Regions from separate parts of the Homo sapiens genome. Here region 2 is linked to region 1. The links are chromatin contacts, found by Hi-C in ENCODE. All regions are on one chromosome and are shown on one strand. Each heading gives the region's core, a stretch centred on a gene start or an enhancer-like site at or near the end of the contact. The rest is flanking DNA. Distances are from core to core; before and after follow the strand shown. Region 1 holds the start of LINC01182 (long intergenic non-protein coding RNA 1182). Region 2 holds the start of LCORL (ligand dependent nuclear receptor corepressor like).

The links. Hi-C counts contacts between places; a loop is a spot of excess contacts on that map. Pooled maps may share reads with other maps.
Region 2: a loop to region 1 is called in a pooled map, with 17 times the contacts of the local background. The contact joins the promoter of LCORL here to the promoter of LINC01182 in region 1. A Hi-C loop is called at or near these places in 9 of 50 pooled maps.

What each region holds. Positions count from the first base shown.
Region 1 is chr4:13,651,523-13,656,944 of GRCh38, reverse strand. LINC01182 (long intergenic non-protein coding RNA 1182) reads right to left here and starts at 1,766. Exons shown (of 4, transcript NR_121681.1): 1 at 1,594-1,766. RefSeq lists an enhancer at 2,192-2,241.
Region 2 is chr4:18,020,457-18,026,701 of GRCh38, reverse strand. LCORL (ligand dependent nuclear receptor corepressor like) reads left to right here and starts at 4,947. Exons shown (of 8, transcript NM_001394446.1): 1 at 4,947-5,104. The coding sequence starts at 4,951. RefSeq lists an enhancer at 4,316-4,575 and silencers at 4,626-5,085, 5,406-5,735.

The DNA of each region.
Region 1 (5,422 bases), core at 517-3,016:
AAGGCTGAGTGGAGTGACAAGGAGGGGCACAGAGAAGAGGGAGGACAAACTTTACACCAGCAAATCCAACAATCGGCCCCTTTTGAAAAATCATTAGCAGCCTGCTGGAAGCTCCAAGTCTCCCAGATTTGGGATATGAGAGAGTAACAACATGAATCTAGAAAATGTGGTGCCTTTCGTGCATAGATTTGAATTAGAGAATTCTTGGTCAGTTTTGCATATGAAGTTGGGGAGAAGGCGTGGGCGGCGCAAAGAAAAACAGAGAAACACCTCCCCCTGCTGCCTGGATGGCGAATAGCAGCAAAGATGCAAAAAAAAAAAAAAAAATTCCATGGTCATATAAAAACCCTCAGCCTATTCCGAGGGTTTGCAAAGGATTCACTATGTGCAGGCAGCTGAATTTTATGGAATGCATTTTCCTATCCTAAGTTACCTTCAAAGGTCATAAAAAATGATCTTAGGACATTATTACAATGATGATGCTTTCCACTGGGCATGTTGTTATTTGTTTCTTGAACAGGAAATATATTAGCGTAACTTTTAAATTAAAATGATATAAAAGTTATAATTGAAAAGTCTTGTTTCTGACTGCCTTACGTATACCTAGCTACTTTTATTAGCTTTTCATATAAATATAAGTAAATGTGACTAATGTAGTCTTCTTTTTTTCCTTCTTACACAATAATTAGCTGTTTGACACTCTTCCGGATATTGTTTTTGTCACTTAACAACATAACTTGGTGATCCTCCCAGAGCCGAAAAGCTCTCCCAGATATGTTTCAGGGCAGCGTAACCTTCCTTGTTCTTCCTTCACTGAGCATGTTATATGTGGAAAGAACACATCCCCACTTGGGGAAACCAGATAAATTGTTTAAATTATTGCAAATGTGAATGATTTTAATGTAGAAATAACCTTTTTCATTCCACATTAATCACAAATACTGTTCACAACCCTTCGTAATAAACTTGTCTCCTGCTTATTTTTTTTTTTCTGGTATTCCTTGTGATTAGAATCTCTCGCCTTGGTATCCGCTGTGTTCAAGAGCAGAACAGAGCTTTGAACTTTACAGGCTAGTGCTCAGAATTAAAAGTGCTTAATGCCACCAAGATTTCTATTAAAAAACCCAGGGTAAAGGAAAAAGCCTTTTGCTTCAGCTGAAATGTTCTTGTAAAGGGCAAAATGGAAAATACAAACACCACTGCCGTTTGCTGGTTGGATACCACAGCCATCGGCACCTCCTGGAAATGGCAAGCCCATGAGTTCCTGATGGAAGCCAAGGTTAGTCTTATTGCATTTGAGAGAGTTAGAAAAGTGTCTTTCAGTGTGGACAGAGAGCCAGCAAGATTGTGAAGGTCAAAGAAAAATCCAATTATCCATAGCAAACACTGACCATACAATTAAATTACACCAGTCAGGAAAGCATCTGATCTTCTGCAACGGACTTCTTCCAGCAAATTTACCCTTGAATCAGTCTGGGCCATTCATTGGCAGCCAGCTGATCAGTTTCCTTCTGCTGCCCTGCATCCTGCAACATGTCTGTAGCAGATGTATCACTGCCCACCTACATCCCCTTGGCCCACCCCAGAGGTCACCTGCAGCTGCAGTGGTCAACTCCCAAGCACGCAGACATCTCAGCATCAAGAACCTGCTTCTCTCTGCCCAAGGGCTTTTTCTGGCCATAGAAGTATCCCCTGCACAGTCCAGATATGCAGGCTGGACAGAAGTTCCAGGGAGCTACCATTCCCAAGAGCAAGCCTCAAGCAATGCCTGGGAGATAAACACCCAGCTCCCTTGCTTGCCCCTTGCCTTGCTGGGGCAATGCCAAAGTGTGTGGTGCCCATACTCTCAGAGGGACACCAGTGCGACTGAGCCCCAGGTGGGACCTACTCATTAACATGCTGTTTATTGGCTTTTCTCTCTTCCCTACTGTCTCATCATTTTTCTGGGATTGACTCCTGTGAGAGCCTTGATCCAGTCAAGAGACAGAAACTACACAGTAAGTTCAACAGGACAAGTGTAACACAGAGTCATTAACTACAATGAAGAGTATAGATATAAGGAAACTCTACAAAGCAACCTAGAGCTACGAGGGAGAACTTAGGAAAAGACGAACTTGAGAAGGATTCAGACCTCTTGGGAAACGGTGAGGTTCAGCCCACGAGACAGCAGAGAAGTTAGCTGCTTTGGCTAGGCTGGAGCCGGCCTGGAATTGCTGGGAACCTCCAGGTGCAGCCAGCCTCCGTTGTGCACGCAGGGGGCGCCAATCAGCAACTGATGGTGAGGGATGGAGCCCGGGAGCTGGCGGGGGCTGCAGGAGGCTGCAGAAGGAGCGGAGCGGCTACTCAACGCCTGACCCTGCCAGCTAAGTGCAGCTGCACACAGGCCGAGCAGAAGCTTGCAAAGGGAGGCTGAGTCCCGGACCCAAGTGTAGCAAGCAGGGAAAGGGAGGGTAGGGCACCGGTAAGGGCAGGAGCCCTTCGGAGGCTCACTCTGTGCTGGGGAGCTCTGCTTTCCATGTCAAGAAGCCTGCACAAAAATTATCACCAAGCCGGGGCTGCAAAGTCACAGAAGGACCAGTTCCACCCGCTGTCCTCGTCCACCCACACTACTGAGCCGCGGTCCCCGCACAACCGGCGGAAACCCTCCTCCAGCTGCGGTGTCCTCCGGCGCCCTCTACTGAGGAAGCCTAGCATCGCGCGCACTTAAAGGAGACGGGCTCAAAGGCACGCCTTCGTTAGTCCCAGAGCATAAATTAATAAAGGGTCCATTCAGAGCTGAGAGGCACAAAAAAAAATTTTTTAAAAAGATAAATACACCTCCAAAGTCCCACTTGCACTCAAACCCTTGTCTCAGGATCTGCTTTTGAAAGAACCCAAATCACGACAATGTCAGACAGAGATGTGATTTTTGTTGACAAAAAGAGTCAGACTCTAAAATATTTAAAGAGATTTATTCTGAGCCAAATATGAGTCACTAATGGCCCATGACATAACCTTCAGGAGATCCTGAGAACATGACCCCAAGGTGATTGGGGCGTCACCTAGATGTATACATTTTAGGGAGACGTGAGACTTCAATTAAATACATTTAAGACATACATTGTTTCAGTCCAGAAAAGGGAAAGTGGGGAGGTCTGCTTCCAGTTGTAGGTAGATTTAAAATTTGTCTGATTTGTCAATTGGTTGAAAGAGTTACTATCTCTAGAAAGAAATGTCTCGGTTACAATAAGAAGTTGTGGAAACCAAGGTTTTATCACGCAGATGAAGCCTCCAGGTAGCAGGCTTCAGAGAGAATAGAATGTAAATGTTTCTTATCAGACTTAAGGTCTGTGTTGATGTTAAATGCTGGCCACGTTTCCTGAATTCCTAAAGAGAGTAGGGTATAACGAGACATGTCTGACACCCCTTCCCGTCATGGCCTGAACCAGTTTTTCAGGTTAACTTTGGAGTGCCCTGGCCAAGAAGGGGTCCATTCAGATGCTTGGAGGGGCTCTAGAATTTTATTTTTTGTTAATATTTTAATCTTGGCTCTGTATGACCTCAAGAAAGGGTTTTATCAGCTTAGAGTCTCCACTTTCTCATCTGCAAGATGGAGGTGATAATAAACAGTCCACCTCACAGGGACTATTCTTGAGAGAATGAAACAAAATAGACCACCTGCTATGCACTTGGTACAAAATAAGTGCTCAAAATAAGTGCTCAATATCACCTCCCTTCCTCCTTTTCAAACCAAATCAAAGCCCCAAAGTTTCTTCTTCCTTTCTTTAAGTAAGAGTCAAGGTATGAGAATGCTCCAAGCTACTCTGCTCAAGACATTTTTCCCTTAAATTTGGCCCAGGCCATCTTGGAGGAAAATGGAGAGATTAGAAGGAGGCCTTGACCTGAAAAGGAATGATTTGAAGTATTGGAAACAAATGATAAACAAGTATTTCTCTACAGAGGAAAAAGTTCCAGTATAGAAGTTCTCTAGGATATGACAATTTCTGTTGGCACTTAAATGAATGAGCTTTAAAGGGAGGAATAGCAGTGTGATAATTGCTACCATTAATTAAGAGTTCACTATGTGCCAAGAATTCAAAGTCATAACCTCTCTTAGTCCTCATAACAATTCTTTAAGGTAAATGCTATTTTTAATCTCATTTATGCAAATGATGAAACAGAGGCTCGAAAAGATGAAGCAGTTTTCCCAAGGTCAGAGCCAGGATTTGATCCCAAGCCTACTTGACTCTAATCCTTGGCTTCAATTGCTATGGTGGATACAACTGGGATTTAGCCTAAGAAGTCAGAAGTCTGCGGTCCTGGTCCAGTCTTTATGTTTAAATCCCTATGTTTTCCAGAGAGTAATTCTTCCCTCCCCAAAGGGATGATTCCTTCAACTGTAAAATGAGAGAGCTGAGTTAGAATCAGGGTTTTTGTAGGGGTGGCACCACACCCAAGGATATTTTGGAAAAGTGTGGGGATAGTTGGTGCTATGATGAGAGGGCACTCAATGGTATTTCATGGTTGAGGACCAAGGTGAGTAAATGCCCTACATGTCCCAGAAAATATCTGTGTAGTTGAAAAAGTTATGTGAATGTAGAACCTTGCTCCATTTTACATCTAAAAACAAAACATTCTTATACCATTTTAATATCCAATGAATTTTCCAGAGTCAATTGAAGAAAGATTGTACTTTATTTTATGATAAATTTTACCAGGAGTTGGTCACTATTTGGTAAATCATATCACCAACAACAGTGCAAAACATGATATGCATTAGCAGAACATCGCCTCTCACTTTGCATTTGTACTGATTATCGATATAGTCACAAATGTCTGTGTATTTCATGAGGCCTTTGAGTGTAGTATTCCCCAGTTATTTGTATATTGAAACACTCATTACCTTATTATAAATTATTTTCTTTAGAGTTTTCTTTTGTAGAATGGTTAGGATACCATATTGATTAAAAATAAAATACATGTGTAAACAGGTTGTATTATCTGTGAACTTCACTTCAAGATATTTAAGGAGGTATTAAAAGATACTTGTTTCAAAAGAGGAATTCTGGGTGCAAGGAGGAATTCTGGGTGCAAGGAGAAAGGTTCTAACTTCTCTATTCACTGAAACAAAAGTCCTAATACAAAGCCAAGAATCAGGATGCCCAAGATACAGATATATTAATTTAATCAAGAATGACTTATTAGCACTGACTTTGAGCCAGGTACTGCTGTGGATTCTGGGGACACAGCAGAGAATAAGACGACCTGAGTCTCTGACCTTGTGAAGCATTCCCGGTAAAAAGCAAATGTCTATGTCTTAGTCTCTTGCTTGTGTTATAACAAAATACCATAGATTTGTTCATTTATAACAACAGAAATGTAGTGATCGTAGCTCTGGAGGCTGAGAGGTCCAAGATAAAGCACCAGCAGATTTGGTGTCTGG
Region 2 (6,245 bases), core at 3,698-6,197, 4.4 Mb before region 1:
TATTGGCTCTAGCTAGTCTCTAGATGGTAAGAGACACATGACTCAGTCATTCTCATTACCCCAGCAAACTGGGAGCCAAACTACACACCAAGAGTGAGGCCATTCTAGATCACGCAGCTTCCAGGACTAGCAATCTCAGGTAAGATGTGCAGAGCTTCACCTGATCAGCAGAACAGCCCACCTGACCTGCAGACTTGTGAATATTATCTACTGGTTGTTCTTTATGCAACTACCCTACGGATTGGCTTGCTGCACAGCAATAAATAACTGGTACAACATATATAGGAAGTAGATAGTAGAACAAAATTATTTTTCCAAAGAACATTAACATTTCATATCATATACCTGTTGTTATATGAAAATCCTTTGTGAGTAACTGGATTTTCAGTGTAGGAGACAATTTTTGATATGACCCTCTTTTTTTTTTTTTTTTTTTTTGAGACGGGGTTTTGCTCTTGTTGTCCAGGCTGGAGTACAATGGTACCGTCTTGGCTCACTGTAACCTCCGCCTCTCTGGTTCAAGCGATTCTCTCACCTCAGCCTCCTAAGTAGCTGGGATTACAGGTGCCCACCACCACGCCCAGCCAATTTTTGTATTTTTAGTAGAGATGGGGTTTCACCATGTTGGCCAGGCTGGTCTCGAACTCCTGACCTCAGGTGATCCACCCACCTCGGCCTCCCAAAGTTCTGGGGTTACAGGCGTGAGCCACTGCTCCTGGCTGATATGGCCCTCTTTTTATACTTGAACTTATAGATAACTCAAACATGTATCAAACCAATAAATAAATATTAGACACCATATTAGTGCCTGGCCCAGCACTTGATACTTAGAATGTAATGGTTAATCAGTTAGACTCCTATTTTTATGTTCATTGGGTAATTATAATACATTCTGTGGAAACTTCTTTGCTCTTCAAAGTGACGCTGAATTCCAAAGTTAATTCCATTTGTGTATTTCAATATTTCTGGTCTTAATCTTTATCTTCTCCCAGAAATTCTAGATATGTGATATTCATTAGTTCTGTTTATATCTTTAGTTCTCCTTTTTTTGGAGAATAGGGTAATCTTGCACTTCCCGAAATGTGGTAGACTACAAAAGTGGCCACAAATTATTTATTTCCCTCTGTCCAAATCCCTTTGCAATGTGACTTGCAGATCCTTCTATTAAGAGGTAGAATCTATCTCCCCATATCGACTCTGGGCTTGGCCATGTGACTTGCTTTAGCCATTGAAACCAGAGCAAATGTGACTCAAACTGAGATTTGAAAAGTGTGCATGGGGACTTCTTCTCTTGCAGCACTTTGGATCCCTCTGACTGCCACCATGTGAATAAGCTAGGGCTAGGACTGGCCTCTTGATGATACTTGGCCTCATTGCTCTGTGTTCCTAGCTGACAGTCAGTGAATCCTCAGAAACAGAGCTGCCTTGCTGACAGGCAGCTGACCACAAACACCTGAGTGAGTCCAGTAGAGGCCAACAGAAATGTCCAGCTGAGCCTAGCACAAATTTTCATTCCACAGAATTATGAGCTAAATGATTAGTTGGTGTTTCAAGGTACTAAGTTGTGGGGTAGTTTGTCCTGCCCTCAAAGCTATCTAATATATAACTCCTTAAAAGTCAGGCATGACCATAAAATTTGCTTCATCTACTGAAATGTGTCACTTCTGGTAGAAGCCTTTAAGAGTTGGACTGTGATTTAGCATCATCTTTCTCGTCATGGTGACTGGGGAGCTTCCAAATGGCATAGCCCCAGAAGCCTCAGTCCCGAGATGGACATGAGGCTTATAGGGCTCATGTTCTTTCCACCCTTTTCCACACTGACCTTTGGAAGACAGATAGTGTACTATGAAATAAACTTTTGTATTAACCTTTGTATTAAATCACTGAGGTTTTGAGTTTACTGGATTTTGGGTTTGTTACTGGAGCAGAACATAGCACATTCTAACTAATATATAAATTGGCACCCAGAAGGAGGTACAGTTATAACAGAAAATCTAAAATATGTGGCTTTAACTTAGAGGCTCAGTGGGTGGTAGCAAGGAAATTGTCAGAGGCTGGAAAGTTGGAGATGCTAACTGTCGTAAAATATTTGCTGAAACGGTTCATGTGTGTCTCCCATTTTTCTCCTTTCTAAACAGGAATGTTTACCATATGCTGTGGTTTGAATTTGCCCACGAAAAAGCACATGTTGGAAACATAAACTCCAATGCAACAGTGTTGGGAACTGTGGCCTAATGAGAAGTGACAGGCTATGAGGGCATAGTGAATGGATTAATGCTATTATCAAGGGAGTGGATTCTTTATAGCAGGAGTGAGTTCATTATAAAAGGATGAGTTTGGCCCCCTTTTACTCACTTGCCTTCTCTTTGCCTTTCCACTGTGGGGCCATGTAACAAGAAGGCCCTTGTTAGATGCCAGCACCCTGATCTTGGACTTTCTAGGCCCTAGAACCATGAGCAATAAATGTCTGCTCTTCATATAAATTACCCAGTCAGCGGTATTCCATTACAGCAGCACAAAATAGACTAAGACACCATGTCTATTTAGTCCCTATTCCATCACTGTGCGTGTGTGTCTGTGTGTGTGTGTGTGTGAGAGAGAGAGAGAGAGAGAAGAGAGATCGCGAGTGAGAGAGATCTGGGGAGAATACCTTATCTTTTTAGTTGTCTATAACAAGAGAAGCTTTATCCAGTTCCAATATGGAGACTACCAACCATCACCCAGAGATGCCAGACTTTGAGATTAATGCCTTTACTGAACAGAACTTTTGGATTGTCTCACTTTGTGATAGGAGTAAATCTATTTTGTAGTGTGAAGAAAGTGAACTGTAAACTGGTGACCAGAAGGATAGATCACAGTAATCCTTGATACTATTTACCAATAAATTCTGGTTATCTTCTTTTTGCACATATAATAGGATCGCACTTCCCTGCTCCCTTTAAGATAGATACGCCCGAATAATTCGCTTTGGTCAATGAAATGTGAGAACTGACTTGTATCACTTTTAGGAAGAACCAGTTCGCCATTCTTCATCTTCCTTTTGCCTATCACCCAAGGGGGGACGTTGCAGAGATTCCAGCCTCTTTAAGGATCCAGTTGCTTAGTGAGACCACATGGAATGAAGCCCCCTCCTCCTGCCACCCAGAGATGAACATGTAGATAATCAGGAAATAGTTTTTTGTTGTTGTTTTAAGCCACTAAGATTCTTGGATCATTTATTACTGCACCATAATTTTTCCCATCCTAACTAATGTAGATTACTATAAAAGTGATCAGGAAAACTGCAAAGGCTGATCATCGTGGCAATTGTGAGTGGAAGTGGTTAACTAAAACCATCCACTGACAATTCCAAAATCACCTTCACTAGTGATTTCACCTGCACTCCAATTGTGACCGTTCTAGAAAAGGTGATTATGCGTTCAAACTTTATTATTTTTAACTTATGAAGATGCAAAATTACATCTTCACTACTGAAGTCATAATGAGCAAAGAAATACTTTCTCATAGGAAGAAAAAGAAGGTGGATAAGGATAAGCCACAAAACAGGGAAGGTGGTACTGAATTCAGAGTTTATGAGATTTCCAAGAAGAATTAAACATATTTCCCACAGACTTGTGAATAAATTTCCAGAAATACACAGTACTTCTTAGCAAACGTTGGGTAGCTTAGCTTCGGCTTGATAAACTGCACTTATACGGAAACAAACGCACAATCGCTCTGGTGCAAAAGTAAAAACTGTGATTGGAGTCTGTATTTAAACGTAAGATTCCTCTCTAGCTCTCTCTGAAGAAGTTATTTTCTCTAGCACGTGGTAGAATTCATTCCATTAACCTTTGTAAAGTGCTTAATCCCGTGTCACGCACTGTACTAGGGTCTAGCGAGTGACAGATGTCACGGTACAGAGATCTCAGTGGGTCGCTGCCCTCCAGGAGCTTATAAAGAAAATTTTCCTTCTGCAGTTTTCAGCCGGCTACACCCAGTCCCCTGCAAGTAATTTTCAGTGAAAAAAACCCGCATCTTTTTCCTAGTCCTTGCAAATATTCTGGCTTTCCGAGATCTCTTCGCCTTGAATACCGAAGTCACTCCGGGATCTCTCTCTGGACGTTTGGCAGTTATTCCAGATGTAGCCGAATGACCGGCTTGCCCTTTCCCTGCGGAGTGACAGGAAGACAGCGACCCCGGAAAGTTTCCAGCACTTAAAACGCAAAGCGCAGCCTGAACCCACAAGGAGCCGACAACTCTTGCGGCTTCCACCACCCTTCTATCGCGGAGCCTAAGGAAGCTAAAGCAGTCGGGTCAGACCCGGCCACCGGGCAGCGCATGGTTCCGGGCGCAGGGAGCGACAGACTCAGCCCCCCAGCGGCGCGGCGCAGAGAAGTTGCAGGCCAGCCTGCATACCCAAGTGCGGGGGGGAAGAAAAACAAACAAACAAAAAAAATCCTTTCTTCTGGACTACAATGACCGGCAAGCAACGCGCCACGGCGCCAAGTTCAGCTTCGGGATCCTGGCGAAATGGAGCCTGGGAAGTGAAGTCTCCGGACTGTCGGAGTCCCGTAGTGAAGGCAGAAAGTAGGCGTTGCTAGTCCGCTCCACTAGCACGCCGGTTCCTGGCTGGGCTCCGGGTCTCTCGCTCCCGCTCAGGGTTTTCGCGGGCGGCGGGAGCGGTATGGCTCGCCTGAGTAAACTCCAGCGGGAGGGGGAGGAGGGTAGTGGGTGGGGAGGCGGGGTCAGCGGAAGCGGCAGGTTGCTTCCTTCTCCTCTGGCTCCCTCCCCGCCTCTCCCTGAGGGAGCGGTGGGAGGGGGAGGGCAGGGCAGAGGGAAGGTAGTGACACGTGTCAATCAACCCCCCTCCGGGGGGCGCGCGCTCCGGGGCTCGCGCCGAGGGCTCGCGCCCCTGCCTCGTGCCTGCGCTGCTCGTATGTAAATGAGGGCGCGTGACGCGGGACGCAGATGGACAAGGGAAGAGAGAGAATGGCCGCTGCCGCCGCCGCTGCTGCCGCCGCCGCCGCCGCCGCTCAGTGCCGGAGCCCTCGGTGCGCGGCGGAGAGAAGAGGATTCCGGCGGGAACTCGACTCTTGGCGCCACCGCCTCATGCACTGTGTAGGTAAGAGAGACGCGGGCCGGGGCCCCGGGCTCCGCGCGGCGACCGCTGTCGCAGCCCGAGGAGTTTGTGGCTGAGGGGTTTAGTTGAATCTCCCGTTCGGGTTAGTTCGGTGGGGGAGCGAGATGGGAGCGGCGCGGCGCGGCGGCCCCGGCGCTCGCCTTTTGTCTTGCGGGCTGCTGGCCCGGCGCGGTCCGCGCTCCTTCGCCTTCCCAGCTCTTGGGCTCCCCGGGAACTGTTAGTTTGGACCCGCTTGCTGAGCCCCCGCGGAAGCCGCCCGCTCGCTCTCTCCCCGAAACTCCTCGGCGCCCGTCGCTGCCCGCCGTCGCCCGCCGTCCACCCTGACAGGACGGAGGAAGCGGCCCGGTGGGTCGGCGCCCTGGCGGAGGAGAGCCGGCGGGCAGGGCGGCCGGAGGAAGGCGGGCTGGTCCGCGCCCCCGCCGAGCGCACACACACCCCCTTGTCGCCGCCGGGGGCCGGGTGAGCAGACGCGGCCAGTTCCCGGGGACCTGGACCTGGAGACCCACGGGCACTCGCAGGGCGGGGGCCGCTGATGGGCCGGCTGGGGGCGAGGGGCGGCGGGGGCGTCGTCCGAGGGGCGGGGGGCGCCCAACTCTGCCCTCTCGCGCTCGGCGGCGGCGCTGTGTGTACCCCTTTAAGAAGGAGCCGCTTGAGCGCTGACGGTTGGGATTTGAAGTTCTTCCTCCCTCTTTGGAAGTCTGGACGGATGGGGGGTGTTGCCACGGCAACGACACCCTCCCCCCCGTCTGCTTGCGGACGCCCCGACGACTCTGGTCCTCTTTCACTGTCATGTGATGGACTCTTCCTTACACACACACACACATATACACGCATACGCATCGCCCTCCCCACCTCCCATCCCCATTCAACTGCAATTCCCTCTTTTTGGTTGGATCTGAATCGTTTTGCCTCAAACTTCTGGGCTTGGGGCTCTCACCCTGTGGATTGTTTAGGGTGACAGGAATGGTGGGACTCCCGACCTTGCTGCAGTCGCTTTTTTTTTTTTCTTTTTTTGCCTAAGACGAATGCATAGAGCTGTTATCCAGCAGGTTGGTTTAGTGGGCTTAGAGGGGCGAACACGGATTATGGAATGGGGCGCGTTGTGGGTGTTTGTTTTGGAAGG